Regions from separate parts of the Homo sapiens genome. Here all the other regions are linked to region 3. Evidence: chromatin contacts called from ENCODE Hi-C or POLR2A ChIA-PET data. All regions are on one chromosome and are shown on one strand. The core of a region is the stretch at or near the end of the contact, and the rest is flanking DNA. Distances in the headings are between cores, read along the strand shown.

Region 1 (6,789 bases), core at 1-2,500, 2.0 Mb after region 3:
GTTTGCAGAAGTGGATCTGTCATACTTCCGGTCTAAGCCCAGCAGTATTAGGCTGCACTAGAGAATATGAAGACTAGGAATAGAGTTTAGAGAAAATGTAAACCAAAAAGAACTAAGAATATGTGCAAAATGATCAAGAAACTAGTCTGCAGGGGTAACTTAATTGGGTAAGGTCAGTTGTAACTTTGAGGAAACATCCATTTACAAATTACAGAATTTGTTTCTACAATTGCAGAGATTCCTATAAAATGTTAGAAAAACTACATTTAATTGAAAATACGAAATCAGGTATTAGGTGAAATAGAGATCCTAATCAAGAGAAGGTGAGAATGAAAAAAGCAACACTAAAATGCAATCACATAGTTTATTCAATTAAATAAATAGGAGGCACCGTAACTATCTTGATGCAACACCGGAAAAGCTGTTTCGTCAAAGAGCTCACAAGACACAGACAAGTAACTCTCCAGCGGCATGAAATGCATCCAGAAATCCAAACCATTTTGCCAGGTATTTAAACAGAAAGGGTTGTGTCTAGATTCACGCGGGGACTCGGCTTTTGACGTACACACTCTGTATTTGGTTTAGCGTACTAGGGAAGATCTATTAAAGCCCTGATTACTTATGCTGCTTCCGTGTCTATTCCCCGCGGTTACGAGGCATACCAGAAGTCCAAGTTTCTTTGTTCTGTACCAGGACGGACGCTGGTCATAAATACTGAACCATCGTAGCCCAGCCACTTCACCCACACCAGGGTAAAAGGGTGGGGGAGCGGAGGAGGGGCAAGGTTCCATCCCGAGCACAACTACCAGAAACGGAAAAGCGACGGGGTGGGGGGCCAAACTGCCAAATACAAACAGGACCCAAGCCAAGGGCGGGGACCTAAGCAGGGCGGGGATCCAGGAAGCACCTCCCGAGCAGGTTCTATGGCTCCCCCTACCAAGGGTAACTCTCTGGGTTTCCTCTCCCCGGACGTCGTGGGCACGCGCCCGACAGACTTTCGCCCCTAGGCCGGTTCCCAGTCCAGCTCCGGAGCCACCGTGCCGAGTTCTCCCAGGCCGCACTCACCCCGGAGGAAGCCTTGGCCCCCTCGTCCTCTTCGCCCCTCCAGGCCGGCGACGTGGGGCTGACGGCCAGGTCGCAAAAAGCAGGGCCGAGCGGAGCCCGCTCCCCTCGGTCGGCGGTGGAGACCCCGGCCCAATCCCCCGGCCGCAGCGGTACGGCGTCGGCGGCAGCAGCTGACCCGGACACAGTGAGAAGCCCCGGCGGAAGTGATAACATCCCGACCTCCTCCGGGCGCGGCAGCCGGCGGTGGAGGCGGCGGGGGCGTGGCGGCGGCGGAGGCGTGGCGTCTTCTTGAAACCCACACAGCATCCCCCCAACCCCCTCAGACGTCACGGGCTAGCGCTCGCGCCTGCACTCGCGGGGTCGGCCTTCCTTGCCTGTGGGCGGACCCGTCGCGTCGACTCCTTATTGGTGGCGTTACTACGCCTCAAGGCGTTTCTTCCCTCTTTGCTGTTCGCAGGGACGCTGCCTGGTAGTTTCAGTTACTTTTGTTTTCTTTCTGCCTGCCTTTATTGATCATTACAGTAGGTGAAATTATCGATATCAATAATAATATTGTAATACAATAGGTGCAATTATCAATATCAATATTATTACAACAGGTGCAATTATCAGTATCATTACAATAGGTGCAATTATCAGCGATCAATAATGTGAATTATAAAATGGATGAAATAAGGGGAGGAGGTCGGGCGCGGTGGTTTACGCTTGTAATCCCAGCACTTTGGGAGGGCGAGGCGGGTGGATTACCGGAGGTCAAGAGCTCGAGACCAGCCTGGCCAACATGGTGACACCTCGTCTCTACTAAACAAACAAAAATTAGCTGGGCGTGGTGGCGCGCGTCTGTAATCCCAACTACTCAGGAGGCGAGGGCGGAGGCGGAGGCGGAGTTGGAGTTTGCAGTGAGCCGAGATCGTGCCATTGCACTCCAGCTTGGGCAACAGAGCAAAAACTCCGTCTCAAATAAAAGGAAAAAGGAAAAAAAAAAAAAAAGAAAAAGAAAAAAAAGAAATAAGGCGAGGAAAAATATCCGAGGCATCATTTTGGGGAGTTAGGCCTCAGAAGCGACCTTAGAGTTTGGTAATATTTGAGTGTGAAAAGCTTTACAGCAGTGCTTCTCTTCACTGGGGGAACGGTCGGTTTATTTTTTTCAATTTTCAATTAGTTTTTGACAAGTTAATAAAACAGAAAAATGAAAAGACATACAAAGTCCAAGTCAAAACTTTTTATCGTTAGAGTTAACAGCCATAAAATTACCTGCAAAATTGACATAGAGTTTTCTACTCTCTCTCTGTGAACCATTTGCAAACAGTTCTCAGAAGAGCCCAGGTCTATAGACCATGGTTAGAGTACTCAAGGTAAACTACTCAAATTAGACCATACTCAGCTGTAGAGTTTCAACCAAATGAGATTTGTTTGGAGAACATCATAGTCTCTCTCAGTTGGGCGTGCTGGCTCATGACTGTAATCCCAGCACTTTGAGAGGCCGAGTCGGTAGATCGCCAGACCTCAGGGCAACATGGCGAGACCCCATCTCTTAAAAAAAAAAAAAAAAAAAGAGACAGAGAAAGAAAGAAAGAAAAAGAAGCAAAGAGAAAGAAAGGAAGAAAGAAAGAAAAGAAGAAAATTAGGTGGGCTTGGTGGCATGCACCTGTGGTCCCAGCCACTTGGGAGGCTGAGGTGGGAGACTCTCTGGAGCCTGGCAGGCGGCGGTTGTAGTGAGCCAAGATCGCGCCACTCCACTCCAGCCTGGGTGACAGCGAAACCCTGTCTTAAAAAAAAAAAAAAGTCCCTTTCCAAAGTTTCATCTGATAAATCCATAGAAAGGCTCAGCATCAAGTATTTGGGTGATTCCATTGGGGTACGATCAGGCCTGAGGGGAACAGAAAAGCTCAAAATTTTAAATCATTGACTAAAAATGCAGCATTCTGCCTGGATTTCACATTGCTTTGGCAACATTTACCCACCATTGGTAGATTAAAGTCCGTCTCTTTGATAAAATGGGAAGAAAATAGTACCTACCTTATAGGGTTTTTGTGAGATGAATTCATATATATGTATTAGGACCTTGGTTGTCATATTGTAATCACATTTAAGTATTAGGTATTCTTTTTATCCTAGTCTAGCAATTTCACTAAATAGCTAGTAGAGAAAACAAAACTGATCAACAGAGCTTTAGCTAAACAACTACTTGGGCCAAGAAATTTCATCTTGATTTACAGAAGTTTTTGTAGTTTCATACTTTGCTTCTTCAGTTCTGCAATGTGCAGAATTCCCCACAGGGTGGCAGAAAATCACTGGAAATCATATATAGTTATGTGATTTCTTTTTTTTAAGATCTTCAGTTCCTTCTTCATTTTAGTAACTTTATTATTTAATAAGCTTGATCAGTGTTTGCTTTGGTTTCGAGTAAGCCATCCTATTACTTATCTTTTTATCCCTATCTTGTTAATTATCCATACTTATTGTTGAAACATTACAAACTACAAGTAAGCCAAAAAGATAATTATTATTAACATATTTATGTATAGCCTTTCAGATTATATATATATATATATTCACACACATATATATTTTATGTATAAATTGCACATATAAGTCTTTATAAAAATCAGATAATGTACTTAGTGGTTTATAATCTCCATTTTCTTCTTTTCATTTAAAATATGAGCTGGGTGCAGTGGCTCACACCTGTAATCCCAGCACTTTGGGAGGCTGAGGTGGGTGGATCACCCGAGGTCAGGAGTTCGAGACCAGCCTGGCCAACGTGGAGAAACCACGTCTCTACTAAAATTACAAATATCAGCTGGGTATGGTGGTGGGCACCTGTAATCCCAGCTGCTTGGGGGTGCTGAGGTAGGAGAATCACGTGAACTCAGGAGGTGGAGGTTGCAGTGAGCCAAAATCACACCATGCACTCTAGCTTGGGCAACAGAGTGAGACTGTGTCTCAAAAATAAATAAATAAATAAAAATACAGATTCTGAGGCTTCACCCTCTACAGTCTATGGAAAGATATGGGAATCTATATTATAAAAATAAATAATTAAAATATATTATGAACTCTTTTTCAAGTCAATAAATACATTCCAATGCTATTATTTTCATTATGGATAATGTATATATTAAACAATCCTTTATTGAACTTTTAGATTGTTCCTTTTTTTTTTTTCTTTTGAGACAGGGTCTCACTTTGTTGCCAGGCTGGAGTGCAGTGGCATGGTCTCAGCTCACTGCAGCCTCCACTTTTTGATTTAAGTGATTCTCGTGCCTCAGCCTCTGGAGTAGCTGGGATTATAGGCATGTGCCACCATGTCTAAGTTGTGTACTTTTGGAGAGACAGGTTTTTGCCATGTTGCCCGGGGTTGTCCTGAACTCCTGGCCTCAAGTGAACTCCTGCCCACCTTGGCCTCCCAAAATGCTGGGAATACAGGTGTGAGCCACCACGCCCGGCCTTGTTCAATTTTTTTTTTTTTTTTTTTTTTTGAGATGGAGTCTCACTCTGTCGCCCTGGCTGGAGTGCAGTGGTGCGATCTCGGCTCACTGCAATCTCTGCCTCCCGGGTTGAAGTGATTCTCCTGCCTCAGCCTCTCAAGTAGCTGGGATTACAGGCATGCACCACCACGCCTGGCTAATTTTTGTGTAGTAGCGACAGGGTTTCACCATGTTGGTCAAGCTAGTCTTGAACTCCTGACCTCAGGCAATCCTCCCGCCTTGGCCTCCCAAAGCGCTGGACAACACTTCATAGGTGTTCAAAAAGTCAGAAACATAGGACTAATTTATTTTCAAACAATGTATTAGTAACATTTCGAAATAATATTGCTCAATATATTTTCCTTTGACTTCCACATACTGTCTTAGGTAAGTGTCTCTAAAGAAATAAATGGAATTGTTAATCCAAAATACGATGTTAAATATACACTGTAGGCCAGGCGTGGTGCTCACGCCTGTAATCCCAGCACTTTGGGAGGCTGAGGTGGACGGATCACCTGAGGTCTGGAGTTGGAGACCAGGCTGGCCAACATGGTGAAACCCCACCTCTACTAAAAATACAAAATTTAGCTGGGTGTGGTGGCACACATCTGTAATCCCAGCTACTTGGAAGGCTGAAGCAGGGAAATCGGTTGAACCTGGGAGGTGGACGTTTCAGTGAGCCGAGGTCGCGCAACTGAACTCCAGCCTGGATGACAGAGCGAGACTCTGTCTCAAAAAACAAACAAACAAAAAAACCCACTGTATTCCCTGTGTTTCCAGACTTTTTGGACAAGATTTAGGGTATTTTTACAATTACTTATTGTTTCCTTGAATAGGCAGATATTTAAGCTCTTAAAAATTGGGGAAAAATTCCGTGGAAAAAAAAGCATGGCTTCCAGCCCTTATGCCCTACATAGCAGGTAACACTTGGAGAGTGATACATTAGCTCAGAGCCATGGTCAGCCTTTTCTTGTGTAGTTTTTGGTGTTATGTTTAAATAGGCATTCCTCACACTAAAATTGTATAGTCACTGTTGTTTTCTTTTTCTTTTTTTTTTGAGACGGAGTCTCGCTCTGTCGCCCAGGCTGGAGTGCAGTGGCGTGATCTCGGCTCACTGCAACCTCCATCTCCTGGGTTCAAGCAATTATCTGCCTCAGCCTCCCAAGTAGCTGGGATTATAGGTGCCTGCCACCACGCCCAGCTAATTTTTATATTTTTAGTGGAGACAGGGTTTCACCATTTTGGCCAGGTTGATCTTGAACTCCTGACCTCGTGATCCGCCCGCCTCAGCCTCCCAAAGTGCTGGGATTACAGTGAGCCACTGCGCCCGGCCCATCACTGTTGTTTTCTTCTGGTGGTCTTATAGTTTCTTTTTCTTTTTTCTTTTCTTTTTTTTTTTACATATGAATATTAAATCCAATTGGCATTTTGTGTATGTGCTTATGATATGAATAGGGAGTCTGACTTTACTAAACTGACTAAAGAGTTTGTGTAAAAGCATTTATTGAATAATCCAGTAATTCTTGAACTCACCTAGGACTCAGTCAAATGAATGTTTACTTTCAAAGTTGTCATTTTAGATTACCCACTTCTTTCAAGTATCCATTCATTTGATACATCTTTATTTACTTATTTAAATATTTATTTAGAAATGGGGTCTTGCTATTTTACCTAGGCTGGTCTCGAACTCCTGGCCTCAAGCAATCCTCCTGCCTCAGCCTCTCGAAGTGCTCTGCCATGCCCGCTTGAGATATATATATATATATGTTCTGAGACAGGGTTTCACTCTGCCATCTAGGCTGGAGTGCAGTGGCACGATCTTGGCTCACTGCAACCTTCGCCTTCTGGGTTTGTGCCTCAGCCATCAGAGTAGCAGGACTATAGGCGTGTGCCACCACACCCGGCTAATCTTTTTACTTTCATTTTTTAGTAGAGACAGGGTTTCGCCATGTTGACCAGGCTGGTCTCCAACTCCTGACCTTAAGTGATCTGCCTGCTTCAGCCTCTCAAATTGCTGGGATTACAGGTGGGAGCCACCACACCTGGCCAGTAAATCTTTATTGAACAATATCATAAATCAATGCTGTTGGGCCCCGAGGATGCAGGAAAAAAAAAGACATAGTATCTGCATTCAAAGAGCTTATCAACTGGTTAGGGAGAGGAGCAATGAAGACAATAAACAATTTGGTGGATTGAGGTGACCTTGGTACTTTTAAGGTGCAGCTAAATTGAAGGGAGCTAAACAGATTAGAGA
Region 2 (6,256 bases), core at 389-2,888, 1.2 Mb after region 3:
AGGTAGACATGTGTTAAACTGTATTTTATTCAGGTCTTCACACTATGAAGCATCATTACACAACTTGACTTTGTAATTTTTTCCGGAAGCAATAAAGAACTGTTCTCACTTTCTAATCAGCTTCAGCCGAATCTTAAGGGCTACAAGTCACCCAAAGCCTGGCAACAGTAACTTTTCTTCCTTGACCCAAGAAGGCAGACTGCCAGAGGGAAATAGCAAAGAGTAGCACTATATAAACAGGGCAAGAGGCACAAGAGCAGAGGCAAGTTATATAACCAAAATATATTTTAAAACATGTTCATAACTCGTAACAACCTTTGCCTTTAGTTGGTTTCTTGTTTGGAGTATCAGTTGAAACAGTTAATTCAATATTATCTGGATCGCCTCCTTCCTCTTCAATAGCCTACATTAGAAAGAGAAGTTAATATGCTACACAATCTATCTAAACTTATTTTATAAAAACGAAATGAAAAAAAATTTAGCAAACCTCAAGCCTCAAGACATTAGAATTGCCAGTCATTTCATCAACCGACTTCAAAAATGAGCAATTAAACTACACGAAAGAGTGAGAGAAACTTTCAGGGGAAAAAAATCATTAGGTATCAAAATCGCAAGGAGTTTTAAATTCTACCGTGTCAAGATAATTAAATATCACATCATACTGGCCAAAAATCCAAATATGTTCTATTGCAGAAAAGTTGCTAGCTACTAAAGTAAATAACTAAAAAGAGTTTTCCTAGTTTCTGTAATGCAAACTTACTGCTCCTCTGCTACAATTCCAACGCTCACTCAAACCAGAAAGCTAATCAGGAAAGAAAAAGTAATTATTGCGCTGATGCAAAAACTAAAAGCCTAGTGGAAAACAAAAACTCTGTCACCCACCCATCAACTCCCACTACCAATTCCCCCTCAAGATGGGGAAGAAACGGTTGGGCACAATTAAACGGTAACTTCGCAGAAGTCACCAAAGTAACCATTCCCTCTGAGGCCAAGAAATGCACACGCTCACCATGGCTAAAGGCTGGGGAGCCAGCGCCTCCCAGGTCTCCGCGATCGCCCTTGGGAGGCCGCGCCGGCCGGCCGCAACCCTCGCAGCCTGGCGGGGACGTCCCGGGGAGGCGGAGGCACGCTGGGCTGCGGTGGCCGGTCCCTCGCAGGCCCGGCCCGGCCCGGGGCGCGGGGCGGGGGCACCGCGGAAGGGTCCCCGTCCTCCACGCTCGCGGGAGCCGCCCCTGGCCTCCCTACCATGCCGTTCCGCAGGTCCCAGCGGCTGCGGGCAGCCGGAGGCTGCGGCGGAAGCGGGGCGCCGAGGCGCGGCCTAAGTTCCCCTTCCCGGTCCTTTCCGGTCCTCGCCGGGCCTCACCTGCTTGAGTCGGGAGATGAGCACGGTCTTGACTCCGGTGATGTCTAAGTTCCGCCGCTTCAGCTCGGACTTCAGATCGATGACCCGCAGATCGGTGATCTTTTTACCTTCCGCCTGACCCGAGGCGGCCGAGGCTGCCACCGCACCGGTAGCGGCAGCCATCTTAGAAGAGCAGCGCGCTGCCGAGGCAGCGAGTGGGCTGCAGGGCGGCGGCAGCAGCGCCAACTTCCACCCAGGCCTCGGCGGCCGCCGGCGCCGCGCAGCGCTGCGCACAATGAGCCGCTGGCCCCTCCCCCGGTCCGCCACCCTAGCGCAACCTGCAGCAGCAGCCGCCAGCACCCGGATGACGGCCGCGCGTGCGCGTTGGCGCAGGGACCGGCAGCGGCGCGCTCGGTCGAGCGGGCCGCGGCCACTTGGGCGGTGCGCTCCCTTGTGTGGACTGGGAGGTCGGGCACGTCCTACCGCAGCAACGTCCGCCGCGCCGCCGTTCTCTCGTCGCTTCGTTAGCCATTTTCTTGCAACGTCTTGAGTCTTGAGCAACAACGATGTGCGGGCACTGAATGACATAGTGCGCGCGTTACTCAACACAAACCGAGGGGGCGCGTGCGCGCGCTGAACCTCTCAAGGAAATACTTTATCAGTTCTGCTGAATAATCGAAAAATTGTCGCCGGTGTGCACCAACGAACTAGGTTCCCCGAGTTCCATTCAAAAGACCTCAAAGCAGTTCTAGGGCTGTTAGTCCAAAGAATAGGAAGGGCTGGCCTTTGACACATGGCTCATTGGCTGTCTCAGGAGAAAACATCATCGCCCTGCCCATGGCAGCTTAGGTTATTCTAGGGCTGCCCTTCCTCACTTGAAAAACAGGAAAACTTCTTTCTTGTTGGCCTCAGGTTTGCTATCCTCCCCGGTAGACCTGATGGCTCAACACGAAATTGTTCAATGAAAGAGAAAACTAGCTTATAAGTACTTGTTGCCGTTATCATATACTGTGTTCACTATTTTGCCCCCCAAAATTTGGGATTCCAAGAACAGTGAGCATCTTCTTATGGAGGATCGGCCTGTACAAGTGAGTACCTATTTGTAATTTTACCTTGTATTATTCATTATCAAAGTGCAAGCATTGATAAAATAAAACGATTCTATAAATTCCATAAGGTGATTATGATGCACAATTAACTATACTGTATTTCCTGGTTTTACAACTTAAATTCCTGAGATCTGACTCACTTTAGGTTACTTTTTCTGATTGGCTCAAAAAAAAGGAAGACTGGACATTATAAAAGAATACCTGACATTAGGGTAGTTCTTTACAGTTTATAAGGCACTTTGACGTACAGTAACCCCCTTAATCCTTCCCAAGTCTGTCAAGTAAATCTCCGTGAGGCTTAGAGAGATTAAATGACTTGCCCATGTTCACACAGCTGGTATGTGGCCGAGCTGTGCTCAAATCCCAGGCTCCTGATTCCAAATCCAGCTCTGTCTCTGCTACAACATTGGATTCACAATAATAGAAGTTTAGAATGCAAGACTCCTTAGAAATCTTCTGGCCCATCACTTGAGGTCAGGAGTTCAAGACCAAACTGGCCAAGATACAGGGTTTAGTAGAAACCCCGTCTCTACAAAAAATACAAAAATTAGCCGGGTGTGGTGGTGAGCACCTGTAATCCCCGCTACTCGGGAGACTGAGGCAGGAGAATCACCTGAACCCGGAAGGCAGGGGTTGCAGTGAGATCCGGCCGCTGCACTCCACCCTGGGCAACAGAGCAAGATCCTGTCTCAAAAAAAAAAAAAAAGTCTGGGTGCTGTGGCTCATGCCTGTAATCCCTGCACTTTGGGAGGCTGAGGTGGGTGGATCACTAGAGGTCAGAAGTTCAAGACCAGCCTGGCCAACATGGTGAATCCCCATCTCTACTAAAAATACAAAAAATTAGCCGGGCATGGTGGTGCATACCTGTAATCCCAGCTACTTGGGAGGCTGGGGCAGAAGAATCGCTTGAACCCAGGAGGCGGAGGTTGTAGTGAGCTGAGATCACGCCATTGCACTCCAGCCTGGGCAACAGAGCTAGACTCCGTCTCAAAAAGAAAAAAAGAAAAAAAAATCTTCTGGCCCAGCCCTCAAGATTTTAAGAGATTTATCTGGGAACTTACAGTTACACTCTCTCTTTTTTTTGTTTTTGTTTTTATTTTTATTCTTTTGACAGGGTCTCACTGTGTCACCCAGACTGGAGTGCAGTGGCGTGATCATGGCTCACTGCAGCCTCAACCTCCCAGGCTCAAGTGATCCTCCCACCTCAGCCTCCTGAATAGCTAGACTACAGGCGCCTGCCACTATGCCTGGCTAATTTTTGTATTTTTTGTAGAGACAGGGTTTCACCACGTTGTTGCCCAGTCTGGTCTCAAACTCCTGGGCTCAAGTGATCCTTCCCCCTCAGCCTCTCAAGTAGCATGCCAGCACACCCAGCTAATTTTTCTTTTCTTTTCTTTTTTTTTTTTTTTTTTTTGTAGAGACAGGGTCTCACTATGTTGCCCAGGCTGGTCTCAAATTCCTGGTCTTACACTATCCTCCTGCTTCAGCCTCCCAAAGTGCTGGGATTACAGACGTGAGCCATCACACCTAGCCCGAACAGGCTTTTAAACCTTTCCTACCTTGAAACATCTTCATTTGACTCAGCTATTTCCTTTTGACAATAGTTACATTATTGTGTACTTATCTTAATGAAAAGCACATAGGTTATATTAAATAGTGATGGGGAGATAAATCATATAGATGTCTCTCTGAAGATAATGAAGATGTTTGACAAAACACTTTGAAACTTTTTTTTTTTTTGAGATGGAGTCTCACTCAGTCGCCCAGGCTGGAGTGCATTGGCACAATCTCGGCTCACTGCAAGCTCCGCCTCCCGGGTTCACGCCATTCTCCTGCCTCAGCCTCCCGAGTAGCTGGGACTACAGGCACCTGCCACTATGCCTGGCTAATTTTTTTGCATTTTTAGTAGAGATAGGGTTTCACCGTGTTAGCCAGGATGGTCTCGATCTCCTGACCTCATGATCCGCCCGTCTCGGCCTCCCAAAGCGCTGGGATTACAGGCGTCAGCCTCTGCGCCCGGCCTACATTTTGAAACTTTTTAAAACATAAAAACCATAAAAGAAATAACAAGGTAATGAGAAATTACTGGGCCAAAATTTGAGAGAAGGCTGAAATCTAGAGAGATGAGACCACCATTTGGAATAAAAGAAGCTGTTTGCTAATGCTGAAAGACAGGTGAGATTTGAGCACCACTTTTGGGTGATTTAAGGGATAAAAGGTGGAGCCGAGTCTGCCAAAGGAAGGGGGCCTGATTTGCCATCCCAAACTTAGTTTTTTTGTTGTTGTTTTTTGGGGTATTTTTGTTTACTTTGTTTTTTTTGAGACGGAGCCTTGCTCTGTCACTCAGGCTGGAGTGTCGTGGCCCAATCTCAGCTCACTGCAACCTCCACCTCCCGGCTTCAAGTGATTATCCTGCCTCAGCCTCCTGAGCAGATGGGATTACAGTCATGCGCCACCGTGCCCAGCTAAATTTTTGTATTTTTGTAGAGACGAGGTTTCACCATGGTGGCCAGGCTGGTCTTATGCTCCTGACCTCGCTGTTCTCGAACTCCTGACCTCGAGTACTCTGCCTGCCTCGGCCTCCCAAAGTGTTGGGATTACAGGCATGAGCCACCGTGCCTGGCCCCAGACTTACTTTTGAGACACTAAAGGACTGCTCTCTAGAAGAAAACATGAACTTAGAGTAAGGAAAGCCTTGCAAAGACTGCAGCCATCTTGATGTCATGCTAATGACATGAAGTCATGTTGTAAGACCTAACGGTGTCATATTAATGCCACTGCTACCTAGCAGAAGCAAATGTAAATTATCCTTGAAGGGACATACAACAAATTACCTATGTTCACAAGTTGCTTTTACAAATATTTTTTAAATTACAGTGTCTAGGCCAGGCACGGTGGCTCACGCCTGTAATCCCAGCTCTTTGGGAGGCCGAGGCGGGAGGATCACCTGACGTCAGGAGTTCGAGACCAGCCTGGCCAACATGGTGAAACCCCGTCTCTACTAAAAATACCAAAAGTAGCCAAGCATGGTGACAGGCGCCTGTAGTTCCAGCTACTCAGGAGGCTGAGGCAGGAGAATCGCTTGAACCGGGTGGCAGAGGTTGCGATGAGTTGAGATTGCACCACTGCACTCCAGCCTAGGCAACAGAGCAAGACTCCATCTAAAACATAAATAAATAAATAAATATCTGCCTCTTAGGACACAGAATAGAGGATTGGAGAAGGGAGAAATTGGAGATATCCAGCACAGACAGTGAGGGACAGACAGAATTCAGAGAGAAATCCAAAATAATTGTAGTTGAAATTTCAGAAAGAAAAGAGAATGGGGTCAAACCAATCTCTGAAGAGATCATAGATGAAAATTTTCTAAAATTTAAGAAACATATCGATCCATAGATTCAAGAAGTTCAACAAAGCCCAAGTAGGATACATTTTAAAATCATGCAAGACACATCATAGTGAAACTACAGAAGAAGATCAAAGAGAAAATCTTAAAGGAGGCAGAGAAAAACATTAGATTGCCTTCATAGGAGCAAATATAAGATAAATGTTTACTTTTTTTTTTTTTTTTTGAGATGGAGTCTTGCCACTGGAGTGCAGTGGTGTGATCTTAGCTGACTGCAACCTCCGCCTTCCAGGTTCAAGCGATTCTCCTGCCTCAGCCTCCTGAGTAGCTGGGACTGCAGGTGTATGCCACCATGCCCAGCTAATTTTTGTATTTTTAGTAGAGACAGGGTTTCACCGTGTTGGCCAGGATGGTCTCTATCTCTTGATCTCGTGATCTCATGATCTCCTAGCCTCAGCC
Region 3 (6,480 bases), core at 60-2,559:
ATTGGGGGGATAGATAAATGGTTGCAATTGTGCTCCCTGGAATAGCTTTGGAGTTTACCTAGATCTTCTGTCTCTTTAGGACAGAGCTGCTTGTGTTTATATAGCATCTTACACAGGATTGAGACAACTTCAATTTCCTATATCAAAAAATCGGGGGAGGGCGGTGGGTTATGGGGGTGTTCAAACCTCCCAAGTGACATCTGCTGTGACTGCATGTCTTCCTACTCTTTCCACTGGGATGCACCTCTGGTAGCTGAACTATAACGAGAAGGTAAAAGCTGTGTCCAATACCTATTAAGCTGCCTTCTTCTCAACAGCTGGGGAGGTGGCGGGGGTGGGGGGGGGCGGAGGGAAGTCTTTTCAACAGTTTTACACATTTGGAAATAGGCCTAAAGTGAAGAAGGGGATTTTCAAATTGGTGTGTTGGAAAAGGGGCTGGGCTTTTGAGTTTGAAATCTGGTGCTGTCACTTACTGGTTTTGTGCCCTGGGAATATTTATTTCAGTTTTCATGCCTCTGTTTTTCTATAGGCAAAGTAGAAAATTCGAAAAGGTCCTCAACGAGTTTGTACAGCTGCTCCCACTCCCTCATCACCTCTTGTGGGCCTTTGGAAATGTATGTTGGAGGAGACATTTTGGATTGTTGCAATGACTTGGGAGTGCCATAGCACCTAGCAGGCAGAAGCCAGAAACACCAAATGTCTTAACAATGCTTGAGGCGGTGCTACAAATGAAGTCCTTCTCCAAATGCATTGAGCCCCAAGAAAAATCGCTGATTCTGAGGAACCTTCCAACTTTAACAATTTCAGGACGTCCCTAAGCTGAGCTAGGAGGCACCACGCACAGGCCGGAGGCACCACGCACAGGCCAGAGTCTCCCAAATCCTGTCCCGCACTCTCTCCCACCTTATTAATGGCCAGCTCATCTTTCAAGTTTCGACTTGAACCACTTCTCAGAGATATCTTCCCAGGTGCCCATCCCAACGTTACTATTATATCATAATTTGATTCTCCCTCCCCCCATCCCCCCGCCAACTCTGTAAACCCCAAGTATAACACAGGACGTTGCTATTTGTTGACTGACACATAGTGCTTGGTGAGGTCACGCTGGCGCTGAATACTTTTTGTATAAACCGACGAACAGCTGATGACCGCATGAATGCTCACACAAGGGGAAAGGGCGCCAAGCCAAGGAGCCGGCGTCATCCGACGTAACTTCCGCCCTTTAACGCTCCTGCGGACGCCCCCTTCTCCCAGTCCGTGTTTGTTTCCGGAATTTCAATAAAGCTCGATTCGGCTCGAAGAAGACCCCGTTCTTCCGGGAAAATGGCGACTCCCGCTCGTGCCCCGGAGTCACCGCCGTCCGCGGATCCGGCGCTAGTAGCGGGGCCTGCCGAGGAAGCCGAGTGCCCGCCGCCGCGCCAGCCTCAGCCCGCGCAGAATGTGCTCGCTGCCCCGCGGCTTCGAGCCCCAAGCTCCCGAGGACTTGGCGCAGCGGAGTTTGGTGGAGCTGCGGGAAATGTTGAAGCGCCAGGAGAGACTTTTGCGCAACGAGTAAGCTGGGGTCCCGCGGAGTCTCCGCCAGGCTCCTTCAGCTCGAGCTCCCTGGGCGCTCCCCTCCCCTCCCGCACTCTGTTCCCTTCCCTGGAAGGTGACTTTGACTCAGTCACATTCGCTTCAGTCCTACGGGCGAGTGGACGGAGGGCTTGCTGCGGCAGAGCCGTGCCTCTTCCTGGCCAGGCACGTATGCCTGCGAGGATAGCTCGGATTGAACGGCTACCTGGCGTTGCAGGGAGTTAGTAGCCCCTGGTCGGTTTTATTTACCCGGGGACTGTGGTGGTTCCATGAGTCTGCTTTCTAAACCCTTTTGTCGCCCGCACCCCTAACCCATAACAGATTGTCAGCTTCATCTCTGGATTCTAAGCTTACAGGAACCGTAGGAAATGGGAAGAGTGGGATATGAAGAGGGGTTTATTAGGCCGGGAAAGTTCGACCCTCATTCAGCTGGCTGGTTGAACGGATTTTAGCAAGGGAGCCACGTAATAAAAGTGATTTTGTTTTTTAGGCAGCTTTGTTCAGCAGCTTGTTGCAAAAGATGGTTTGAAGGAATAAAAAGCAGAAGACAGTAGAAGGATATTTTCAGAGAGACTTCCCACGAGACACTTGTAAGAAAGTGAGCTAGGAAGGGATTGGGAGAACTTTTAAGCATGGACTAATTTAAATGCAGTTGACAGAGATGGCTGAAGTTTCCAATCTATATGGAAGACCACTAGCAAAAATAGGAAAATTCAGGGAGAGGAATAGATCCAAGGTTGATTTTACTTAGGGTGTGCAGAGTTGAGAGGAGAGCAGGACAGACATTTGGTTAATCGAAAACCAAACACTTAAAAGCTGGAGAAGTAGTCATGAGGCTCAAGAAAGAGAGAACCCTGGAAAAATACAGAAAACAGGAATTTCAGCTGTAGAGTGTTGTTAATAGTTGAAATTGTGGGGATGAATGTAGTGTCAAAAAGAACAGAGGACTTAAGGTGTAATTTTTTCTTTCCATTTATTGTATAGTTAAAGAAAAGGGAATCAGAAAAGGAACTCTGTCATCCAGCAAAAGGGACAAATAAATAATTGGTTGGGATCAAGACATGTGTTTTGACCTTGTGAGAATAGGTTTTGAATGTATAGCAGTGAATTAACTTTTTGGTCTCAGGACTCCGTTATACTTTAAGAATTATTGACATCCCAAAGAGCTATTTTATGTGTTGTATCTAGCGAAATGTATTTACTTATCAGAAATACGTCTGAAGTCTTTAAAACATAAGCATACACAAGCACACATTCTATTCTAGAACAATGATGTCATCACATGCCATGTAGCCTCTGGAAAACTCCACTGTACCCATGCGAGAAAATGAGAGGGAAATAATATCTTAGTATTATTATGAAAGTAGTTTTGACCTAATAGGCCCATCCCCACACTCCACCCCATCCCCAAATTTTGGAGATTGCACTTTAATGACTGCTGGTTCTTGGAATGTCTTATGTGATTATTATATGCTTAAAATACTTTTGCTGAAATTCTAATTTGCTGAGACAAATGAGGCATATATTCCCTATTCTTCCTGCATTCCCTTGTTTTTTGGGCTATTTGGATAATGACCATTTTAATTGTTTTATTCTTGTTTTGGGGCAGTTAGAAATCAGATATTTGACTTAAAAATCAGCTTTTCTTTCTTTGAAGATAATGCCTTGCCTTTTTAATGTTATATCTCAAGTTAAAAAAATGGCTGTAATGTAATAGTATTCTTTTCCATTTGACAGAAAATTCATTTGCAAATTGCCCGACAAAGGTAAAAAGATCTTTGACTCTTTTGCCAAACTGAAAGCTGCCATTGCAGAATGTGAAGAAGTTAGAAGAAAAAGTGAACTGTTTAACCCTGTTAGTTTAGACTGTAAGCTAAGGCAAAAAGCAATTGCAGAAGTTGATGTGGGTACAGATAAGGCCCAGAATTCTGACCCGATACTTGATACTTCATCACTAGTTCCTGGATGTTCCTCTGTAGATAACATCAAGTCATCTCAAACCTCACAAAACCAGGGACTTGGACGTCCTACTCTTGAAGGTGATGAAGAGACTTCAGAGGTTGAGTACACAGTGAATAAGGGCCCAGCTTCCAGCAATAGAGACAGGGTACCACCTTCATCTGAAGCTAGTGAGCATCACCCGCGGCATCGTGTTTCAAGTCAAGCGGAAGATACTTCCAGCAGCTTTGACAACCTGTTTATTGACAGGTTACAGAGGATCACCATTGCGGACCAAGGTGAACAACAGTCAGAAGAAAACGCAAGTACTAAGAACTTGACAGGCCTTTCCAGTGGGACTGAGAAGAAACCTCATTACATGGAAGTGCTAGAAATGCGAGCCAAAAACCCAGTGCCCCAGCTGCGTAAATTTAAAACCAATGTGTAAGTACCCTCGGAAACAGGCCTGTAACAGGAACGTGATATTTGTTAAACTCAAAAATTTACGAGAAACTGGGTGTGGTGGTGCTTGCCTGTAGTCCCAGGCTACTCAGGAGGCTGAGGTGGGAAGACAGCTTTGAGTCCAGGAGTTGTAGACCAGCTTGGGCAATATAATAAGACCTTTTCTCTTAAATAAGTCAGGAGAATGCTCTAAGTTCCGTGGGCTTTGTATGAGAACTACTTGTAGTTAGGAAATAACATGTTGTGGCAACACTGAGACCAGCCTGGCCGGAGTAGAAGATTCATGTTGAAAAATATTTAGTTTTGAAACCAAATAATCGACAAGGTCTTTTAAAGCACATGGGGGAGTGTTAAATTTTAGGATGCTTAGCCAGTATTTCATAATAAACACAGAGTTGGAGAGAATTTATTATGACTTCTTTTTTTCAGAACCATTTTTTAGTGTACAGCTTTGATTAGTGTACTATCAAAGTGTACTCTCTTTGATTAGTCTGTGAACTAAGGGTAAAGCAATTGCAGGAGCTGATGGGCTTTCCAGCAGAAATTATTTGCATGCTCACTGTATGTAAGCAAGCAGCAGGTGTTGTGGGGACACAATTAAGTCAAGATTCTTAAAACTCCTTTGCCTTTTTTGATGTTAAATCTCAAGTTTAAAAACATGGCTGTAATGTATACATGTGTAATGTAATACAATACCATGTTCTTCAAGGAGTTTAAGAGCTACATGAGGACCCAAGGTTTACACACTTGGAAAAGAGTTAAGCTACATAATAATAACAGTTTCAGGGGGAAGGAAGCTGAGAAGAGGTTTGAAAAACTGTGAAAATAGATTCAGGCAGGATAGGCAAAAACTCTGCTTATCAGTTCCTTGCCATAAATTTGTTTCTGAAATTTCAGGAAAAGTAAAATCTTTTTGAAAATAATTGCTATTTACTTGCAGCAAATGTAACATTCAACTCAGGTAACTGGTACCTTCTTCCTATATTGTATTTACAAGTATGTAACATCAAAGTTAAATCACTACTACCTTTCTTTGAAAAACAGAAAACCTCTAGTGAAAAGTATCTAAAACATGCTTCTTTTTTGTTAGACTTTAATTCTACCCCAGCATTCATTTTAACCTCAAAACATTTTATTTCTGCTGTATAGAAAATCAGGATTATACTACATTAACGTGATCAAGTACTCTCTTGTGTACAGTGGGGTATCTTTCTTCACTTCCAGGATGACATTTTAGAAAACTAGAACCATCATCTAGTCAATAAATAAAACAAAGAATACATTAATCCCAGTTCTGTATTATGGTCATTTAGCTGGGAGTGGGAGAGAGGTAAGGGAATAGTGAAGAGGGCTACCAAGAATTCAGGAAGTTTAAGAGACAGGGAGCCTCCTGTATAAGTTAGAGGAGAACAGGAAAGGCAGGGCTTTGAGGAGTCCTTAGGCCATAGACAGGTAGGGATTGAGAGGGTTCCGTGTGAGAGGTGGCTTGGAGGTTGGAAGGTGGGGTCAGGTAGTGTCCTTTGGGTCCTTTCTGCTCTTCCTTCTGCATACTCTTCTGGCTTCATGTATCACCTGGATGCTGGAGGCTGACCCCTGTGCACCTCTATCCCAGATCTTCCCAGAACTTTAGGTTTGCATAGCCAATTAACCATGAAACTTGATCACTTGGGTGTTCCCAGGTACCTCAGCTTAATGATGTACAAAGTGGAACTGCAGTTTCTTTCCAAGGTGATTTCCATATTCCCTAATAGTGCCACCACCTTCTCGGTTTTCTTCCCCTAAGGTATCTTCGATTTTTCTCATCTCCATATCTGCTAGCCATGAAGACCTACTTATTTCTTTGATCTTCATCTCTATAATTGTTCTTCATCTTCTGTCGAAGTGAAGACTCTCATCTCTCTCGGGCTGTAATTGTGGCCCCTTCTACCTCTAGTCTTAACTACCAGTCTATCTCCACTGCTGCCAGAGTGAAATTTGTAAGATGGAAATCCGAACTTGTTACGGAGAACTCTTCATTGCAGTCTGGGCCTAGGCTACTTCCCAGCCCTCTTTCTCGCTGTCTTTTCTGTGTAGCCAGAAAAGCTGAGTCTGTCTACCTTCTGTACTTTCTCTCACTCCCCTTGCTGGGATGCACTTCTCTCCTTATTTACATGGGTAAGCAGTTATTATTCCAAGACTGTTCAAAGCTTTTTTGAAACTTTTCTTAGCCTCCCTGTCTCCCACTAGAACTGGCCATTTCCTTATGTTCCAATGTATCTTGTTGAGATATCTATCACAGTATCTCTGGTATTGTATTGCACTGAAACTTTACATGTGTATTTCTTTCTACTGGGCAATAAGCCCTTTTGCAAATGTTCTTTGAATAAATGAAAAAAAAAAAAAAAACTCCAGATGAAATACAAGGTTTGAATAAGGAAGGAAAAGGCAAAGAGCCTGTATGCACACAAACACACCCCTATTTGTTAGAGCAATGAATACTGGTAAATTACTTACTGTTACCTTTGGAGG
Region 4 (5,993 bases), core at 1,583-4,082, 1.1 Mb after region 3:
ACAAGAGGTGAGCCTTCGGTCACGCCCGCGTAAGGGCCGCTTGAGGGCTCCTTGGTCAAGCGGTAACGCCAGTGTCTGGGAAGGCACCCGTTACTTAGCAGACCGTGAAAGGGAGTCTCCTTTCCTTGGAGGAGTCAGGGAACACTGCTCCACCAGCTTCTTGTGGAAGGCTGGATATTATCCAGGCCTGCCTGCAGTCCTGGGGCCTAAATCCCTCCCTGTGGTGCTGTGCTTCAATGGTCACGTTCCTTGTCCACTTTCATGCTCCTCCCATACTCCTGGTTCCTCTTTGAAGCTCGTAGTAGATAGCGGTAGAAGAAACAGTGAAAGTCTTAAAGTCTTTGATCTTTCTTGTAAGTGCAGAGAAGAAAATGCTGACGTATGCTGCCTTCTCTCTCTGCTTCAGCTACCTAAAAGAGAAGGCCCCCGCCATCCTGTAATCACGTGACTTGCTTCATCTTGTCAATCACTTAAAAGATTCACCCTCCTTACCCTGCCCCCTTGTCTTGTATGCAATAAATATCAGCGAGCCCAGCCGTTCGGGGCCACTACCGGTCTCCGCATCTTTACGGTAGCGGTCCGCCGGGCCTAGCTGTTTTCTCTTTATCTCTCTGTCTTGTGTCTTTATTTATTACAATCTCTCGTCTCTGAACACGGGGAGAACACCCGCTAAGCCCCGTAAGGCTGGACCCTACAGTTGGACATATACCATAGTATCATGTCAATGCGGATCACAAGGTCAGAAGTTAGAGACCAGCCTGGCCAAGGTAGTGAAACCTCGTCTTTACTAAAAATACAAAAAAAATTAGCTGGACCTGGTGGCGTGCGCCTGTAGTCCCAGCTACTTGGGAGGCTGAGGCAGGAGAATCACTTGAACCCGGGAGGTGGAGGTTGCAATGAGCTGAGATGGCGCCACTGTACTATAGCCTGGGTGACAAAGCGAGACTGCGTCTCAAGTGGGAAAAAAAAAAAAAAAAAAAAAAAAAGGGGCACAGTCTTCTGCATTCTCAGGTAAACAAGAATATAAGTATCCAACATTCATGTATTATATGTAATACATATTATGTGTGGCCGGGCATGGTGGCTCACGCCTGTAATCCTAGCACTTTGGGGGCCGAGGTGGGCAGATCACGAGGTCAGGAGATCAAGACCATCCTGGCTAACACGGTGAAACCCCGTCTCTACTAAAAATACAAAAAGTTAGCTGGGCGTGGTGGCGGGCGCCTGTAGTCCCAGCTACTCAGGAGGCTGAGGCAGGAGAATGGCGTGAACCCGGGAGGCGGAGCTTGCAGTGAGCCGAGATCGCGCCACTGCACGCCAGCCTGGGCGACAGAGCAAGACTCCGTCTCAAAAACAACAACAACAACAAATTAGCCAGGCATGGTGGCGGGCGCCTATAGTCCCAGCTACTCGGGAGGCTGAGGCAGGAGAATCGCTTGAACCCGGGAGGCGGAGGTTGCAGTGAGCCAAGATCGTGCCACTGCACTCCAGCCTGGGCGACAGAGAGAGACTCCGTTTCAAAAAAAAAAAAAAACAAAAGCAAAAACAAAAACAAAAAAACATATAAGTATGTATTAAAAAATAGCAATAAGAAAAAAAAAGACAGTAAGCTCCATGAAGATATAAGCTCCGTGATCCACTATGGCATCTCCAGTGACAGACAGCATCCAGCAACTTACTTGGTACTAAAATGTATTAAAGGAATGAATGAAATACTACTTTGCAATCTTGTCTGCCTTCTCTAACCAACAGAGGTGCAAAAATATCACATTCTAATTATGTATCAGGTATTTATATGTCTGCGAAGGAAGACCTGTCTCGTTAATTTTTTATCCCCAACAGCCTAGAAAATGTTGAAAGAAAAAAGATGGGGGAAAAAGCCCTTTTCTGTAACAAGTTAGAATAGGACCCACATACATTTTGTTACTAACAAAACGTCCAGCTTGTCTTTCTTCTTTGAAAACTGCATGGCCTTAAGAGGAGTCCATTCTAATTAGGAAAAAAGTCACCTTTTCAGAAGCAGGCGCTTCCCACTCCATGCAAAGTGAAGCCAAGTTAGCAAAACCGCAAAGACTTGGCTAATTCAAATACAAGCTAATTTATTATTATTGGCGCAAATTAGCCACTTTCTTTTGCTACGCATGTCAATGTCCACAATCATACCGACCCTTTCCTGTAGGGCGAATGTCTCACCAGTAGCTGGTGAGAAGCACAGCTCTTCTCAGCCAAAACCGACAGAGACTGGAATTTGTGCAGTGCAGTAATCCAAAGCCGTCGAGTAGATATGCCTGCTTTAAAATCTGCATCTCGTAAGAAATGCCTTAATTTTCCATATTAGGAGCTGAGAAACCAAGTCCCCTGAGCCCTTCAGGGACAAGTTCTTTTCCAAATACTACAACCACCTCCAACCACCCAACAATGCCTCAGGCCGAGGGTGGGCCACACGCGACCCAGCGCTAAAGGGTCACAGCCAAGCTGTCCGCCTCCTGCCTTCCCTTTAAAGAAGCCGCACACAAGGGAGCTGCCCGGGAGTTCAACTTCCGGCCACATAGTGAGAGGATGTTTTCCTACTGGAGCTGAGCCGCGGGGGCGCGCCCCCCGGCCGCGCCCTCCTAGCCACGCCCTCCACGCCCGGCCTTCCGAGAGCGAGCTCGGTCGGACGCACGGAAAGGGCTGGGCCACGTGGGCGGCTGCTGAGTGGTTCGCCTTCGCCTCTCAGCGCGCAGTCAGGCGGAGGCAAGCTCAGAGCGCACGGACAGAGCGGTAGCGCGCGCCCGCGCGCGTTCTTAGTACTCTCCCCGGTGACGTGCCTGACCGAGGCCGCGCCAGGGCGCTGTTGCTGCCAATACAGCTGTCATGGCGTCCAAGGCGCTGGCTGCGGAGAAGTGGCCGCGGTCTCCATAGAGCTGGGGGCGGGCGGCCCGGTATGGAGAGCAGCCCCGAGAGCCTGCAGCCGCTAGAACACGGGGTGGCGGCCGGGCCAGCGTCAGGGACAGGTTCTTCGCAGGAAGGGCTACAGGAGACCAGGCTCGCCGCTGGTGATGGTCCTGGGGTATGGGCGGCGGAGACCAGCGGCGGGAATGGGCTGGGGGCGGCGGCCGCCAGGAGGAGCCTCCCGGACTCGGCTTCTCCCGCGGGCTCTCCTGAGGTTCCCGGACCCTGCAGCTCCTCCGCGGGTTTGGACTTGAAGGACAGTGGTTTGGAGAGTCCTGCTGCCGCCGAGGCGCCTCTGAGAGGGCAGTACAAGGTGACCGCCTCCCCGGAGACAGCCGTGGCCGGAGTGGGTCATGAGTTGGGTACCGCCGGAGACGCGGGAGCCCGCCCGGATCTCGCCGGCACCTGCCAAGCAGAACTGACCGCCGCCGGCTCCGAAGAGCCCAGCAGCGCCGGCGGCCTCAGCAGCAGTTGCAGCGACCCGAGCCCTCCTGGGGAATCTCCGAGCCTGGACTCTCTGGAGTCGTTCTCTAACCTGCATTCTTTTCCCAGTAGCTGCGAGTTCAATAGTGAGGAGGGAGCGGAGAACAGGGTCCCTGAGGAGGAGGAGGGCGCGGCGGTGTTGCCCGGGGCTGTTCCTCTGTGCAAGGAGGAGGAGGGGGAGGAGACCGCTCAGGTGCTGGCGGCCTCCAAGGAACGCTTCCCGGGACAATCTGTGTATCACATCAAGTGGATCCAGTGGAAGGAAGAGAACACACCCATCATCACCCAGAATGAGAACGGACCCTGCCCCTTGCTGGCCATCCTCAATGTTTTGCTCCTGGCCTGGAAGGTACATTCTGCAGCTTTCTACTTCCTACAGCTTTTGGGGTGGAGGAAAACGGGGTGAGGGAGCTGCTGCATGTCAGGTGATGGCTTCCTTTCTTTCCTCATTCATCAGTCCCCTTCTTACATGAAATTCATTCCAAGACTTCCATGTTGAAGGAATATTCCTTTATACATATATCGAAAAGAATTGCCCCTAACCTCAGTCTTCTCTTGTAGTGTTTAAGAGTTCAACATTCAATTGTGGTTGATACACTTAGAAACAAGAAGGACTTAGAGCATCTTAAATCTTATGATTATTTTAAACTATAATTTCCTACATTTTCTTACTGACCTTATCACATATGCAAAAAAGTGAAGAATTGGAGAAAGTAATCTTCAGAAGTTACCATCAATCCGTGATATCATGGACTAAGTTTTCATGGTTATATTTAGTTTGATTTCCAACTAATGCCCCATTTGTGTGTAGATACTTAAGAGAATGGTGATGGGGAAGATGTGGCTCTTTAGACAAATTCCATTTAAGGAAAAGCATTGGTCTGAGACCCAATTACCGTAACTTCTTGGTTTTCAAAGATTGTTTTCATTTTATGCATGATTTTTACTTGCCTCATTTCTTTGGCTCTCCTTAAATGGTTTGGCATTATTACCAGTAACCATGCATCCGAATGTGTTAAGGGAGCTAAAACTCTAAAGAACTAAAATAAGAAAAGGTATGTCTAAGGTGAAGGAGCAAAAAAGGGAAAGACCCTTAAAAATAGGTATGTTGAGGACTCAGAGCGAGTTACCTGTCAAATGAAGTGTCTCATTTAAGCTTGCAGTGTTAGGGTGCTGAGAAGATGCATCTCACAGCACCTATTTTATTTTCAAATTGATAATTATATCTGTAGATGCAATGTTTCCTAGGAAAAAAAAACAAAACAAACTGGGTGTGGTGGTGTGCGCCTGTAATCCCAGCTACTCCGTAAGCTCAGCTACTCTGGAGGCTGACACAAGACAATCGCTTGAGCCCAGAAGTTTGAGACCAGCCTGGGCAATACAGTGAGACCCTATATTAAAAGAAAAAGAAAAATAACCTGGATTCTTCTAAACACTTAGGTAGAAAATCAAGTAAAGGGAATAGTGTTTATCAAACATGCCTTTATCTTCCTGTCGCTAGCAAGGACTGATAGAAAAGAAATAAAATTAGAAACCTTGCCATTGTCTGGTGCATAATGGCACTGAGATGTTTTAAGTGAAGACAGTACCTGCCCTTAAAAGGCTGTCAAGCTGTTTGAGGTGGCATCATTAACTTACTGGAAACTGTTTAAGAACAAGAAATAGTAAGTTATATGAGACAAGTGGTAGGTAAACTGTGGTAAATCTGTGGAAATGCATTTGATATTCAAAAAGGGGACATTTTCCTTTGGTATGGCGTAGTCCTAGAAAACTTCATGGGATTTATGGGTCTTGAACCAATCTTTTTTTTTTTCGTTTGTTTGTTTGTTTTAAAGACAAATTAGAGCAATTTAACAGATCTTTTAAGGAAGAGAATTTAGAATAACAGGGAAATGGAATTCCCAGGGGAGAGAAGAGTATAAACCAAAGGAATGAAAATAGAATGGATATTGTGTGTTTATATGTTTATTACATGACAGAAGTGGTAAGCTAATGTTGGAGAATAATGAAAAATAAGGTTGAAAAGGTGAACAAGAGCCATTTGATAAGGGCCCTCAACTAGGGAGTTAGTTAGACTTGCTCTAACGGGCCAGAGTCCCTAATCTTTTTTGTAGGAAGGAATAACTATTATTTTCCTTTAGTCTTTTTTCTTATGTAGTACTGCAGAAATTCAGAGGAAAGGGCAAGTACTGTGGTGTGGAGTATTTGGGGATAGATGCATATTAAACTGACTCATTCAATTCAGACAGATTCAAGTGAATGATCAAGTGTTTGGGTTCCCACTGTGCGTGAGGTACTAGAAATGCAAAGATGAGGCCGGGCGCGGTGGCTCACGCCTGTATTCCCAGCATTTCGGGAGGCCGAGGCGGGTGGATCACCTGAGGTCAGGAGTTCGAGACCACCCTGGCCAACATGGTGAAACCCCGTCTCTACTAAACATACAAAAAATTAGACGGGCATGGTGGTGGGCACCTGTAATCCCAGCTACTTGGGAGGTTGAGGCAGGAGAATCTCTTGAACCCAGGAGGTGGAGGTTGCGGTTAGCCGAGATCACGCCACTGCACTCCAGCCTGGGC

Evidence for each region. Hi-C counts contacts between places; a loop is a spot of excess contacts on that map. ChIA-PET counts read pairs that join two places held with the same protein, here RNA polymerase II (POLR2A). Pooled maps may share reads with other maps.
Region 1: a map of CD4-positive, alpha-beta T cell shows a loop between it and region 3 (6-fold over the local background). The contact joins the promoter of BNIP2 here to the promoter of POLR2M in region 3. A Hi-C loop is called at or near these places in 1 of 168 maps with a recorded cell type or tissue (CD4-positive, alpha-beta T cell), 2 of 37 single-sample maps with no recorded cell type and 10 of 50 pooled maps. POLR2A ChIA-PET finds 5 or more read pairs at or near these places in 3 of 52 experiments (CD4-positive, alpha-beta T cell, CD4-positive, alpha-beta memory T cell and PC-3).
Region 2: a loop to region 3 is called in a map of sigmoid colon, with 24 times the contacts of the local background. The contact joins the promoter of SLTM here to the promoter of POLR2M in region 3. A Hi-C loop is called at or near these places in 4 of 168 maps with a recorded cell type or tissue (CD8-positive, alpha-beta T cell, gastrocnemius medialis, naive thymus-derived CD4-positive, alpha-beta T cell and 1 more) and 15 of 50 pooled maps.
Region 4: a pooled map shows a loop between it and region 3 (11-fold over the local background). The contact joins the promoter of MINDY2 here to the promoter of POLR2M in region 3. A Hi-C loop is called at or near these places in 1 of 37 single-sample maps with no recorded cell type and 15 of 50 pooled maps. POLR2A ChIA-PET finds 5 or more read pairs at or near these places in 3 of 52 experiments (CD4-positive, alpha-beta memory T cell, GM12878 and activated T-cell).

The regions. Positions count from the first base shown.
Region 1 is chr15:59,688,070-59,694,858 of GRCh38, forward strand. It overlaps BNIP2 (BCL2 interacting protein 2), which reads right to left and starts at 1,251. Exons shown (of 10, transcript NM_004330.4): 1 at 1,066-1,251. RefSeq lists an enhancer at 957-1,605 and a silencer at 1,019-1,528.
Region 2 is chr15:58,932,041-58,938,296 of GRCh38, forward strand. SLTM (SAFB like transcription modulator) reads right to left here and starts at 1,639. Exons shown (of 21, transcript NM_024755.4): 1 at 1,364-1,639; 2 at 316-403. The coding sequence starts at 1,525. RefSeq lists silencers at 996-1,255, 1,626-1,805 and enhancers at 1,306-1,545, 1,836-1,975, 1,996-2,085.
Region 3 is chr15:57,705,405-57,711,884 of GRCh38, forward strand. POLR2M (RNA polymerase II subunit M) reads left to right here and starts at 1,310. Exons shown (of 4, transcript NM_015532.5): 1 at 1,310-1,551; 2 at 3,310-3,954. The coding sequence starts at 1,439. It overlaps GCOM1 (GCOM1, MYZAP-POLR2M combined locus), which reads left to right. Exons shown (of 17, transcript NR_104371.3): 14 at 530-968; 15 at 3,310-3,954. RefSeq lists an enhancer at 1,205-1,424 and a silencer at 1,745-1,794.
Region 4 is chr15:58,768,470-58,774,462 of GRCh38, forward strand. MINDY2 (MINDY lysine 48 deubiquitinase 2) reads left to right here and starts at 2,833. Exons shown (of 9, transcript NM_001040450.3): 1 at 2,833-3,766. The coding sequence starts at 2,927. It overlaps MINDY2-DT (MINDY2 divergent transcript), which reads right to left and starts at 2,505. Exons shown (of 2, transcript NR_135474.1): 1 at 1,918-2,505; 2 at 1-410. RefSeq lists an enhancer at 1,770-2,695 and a silencer at 2,508-2,787.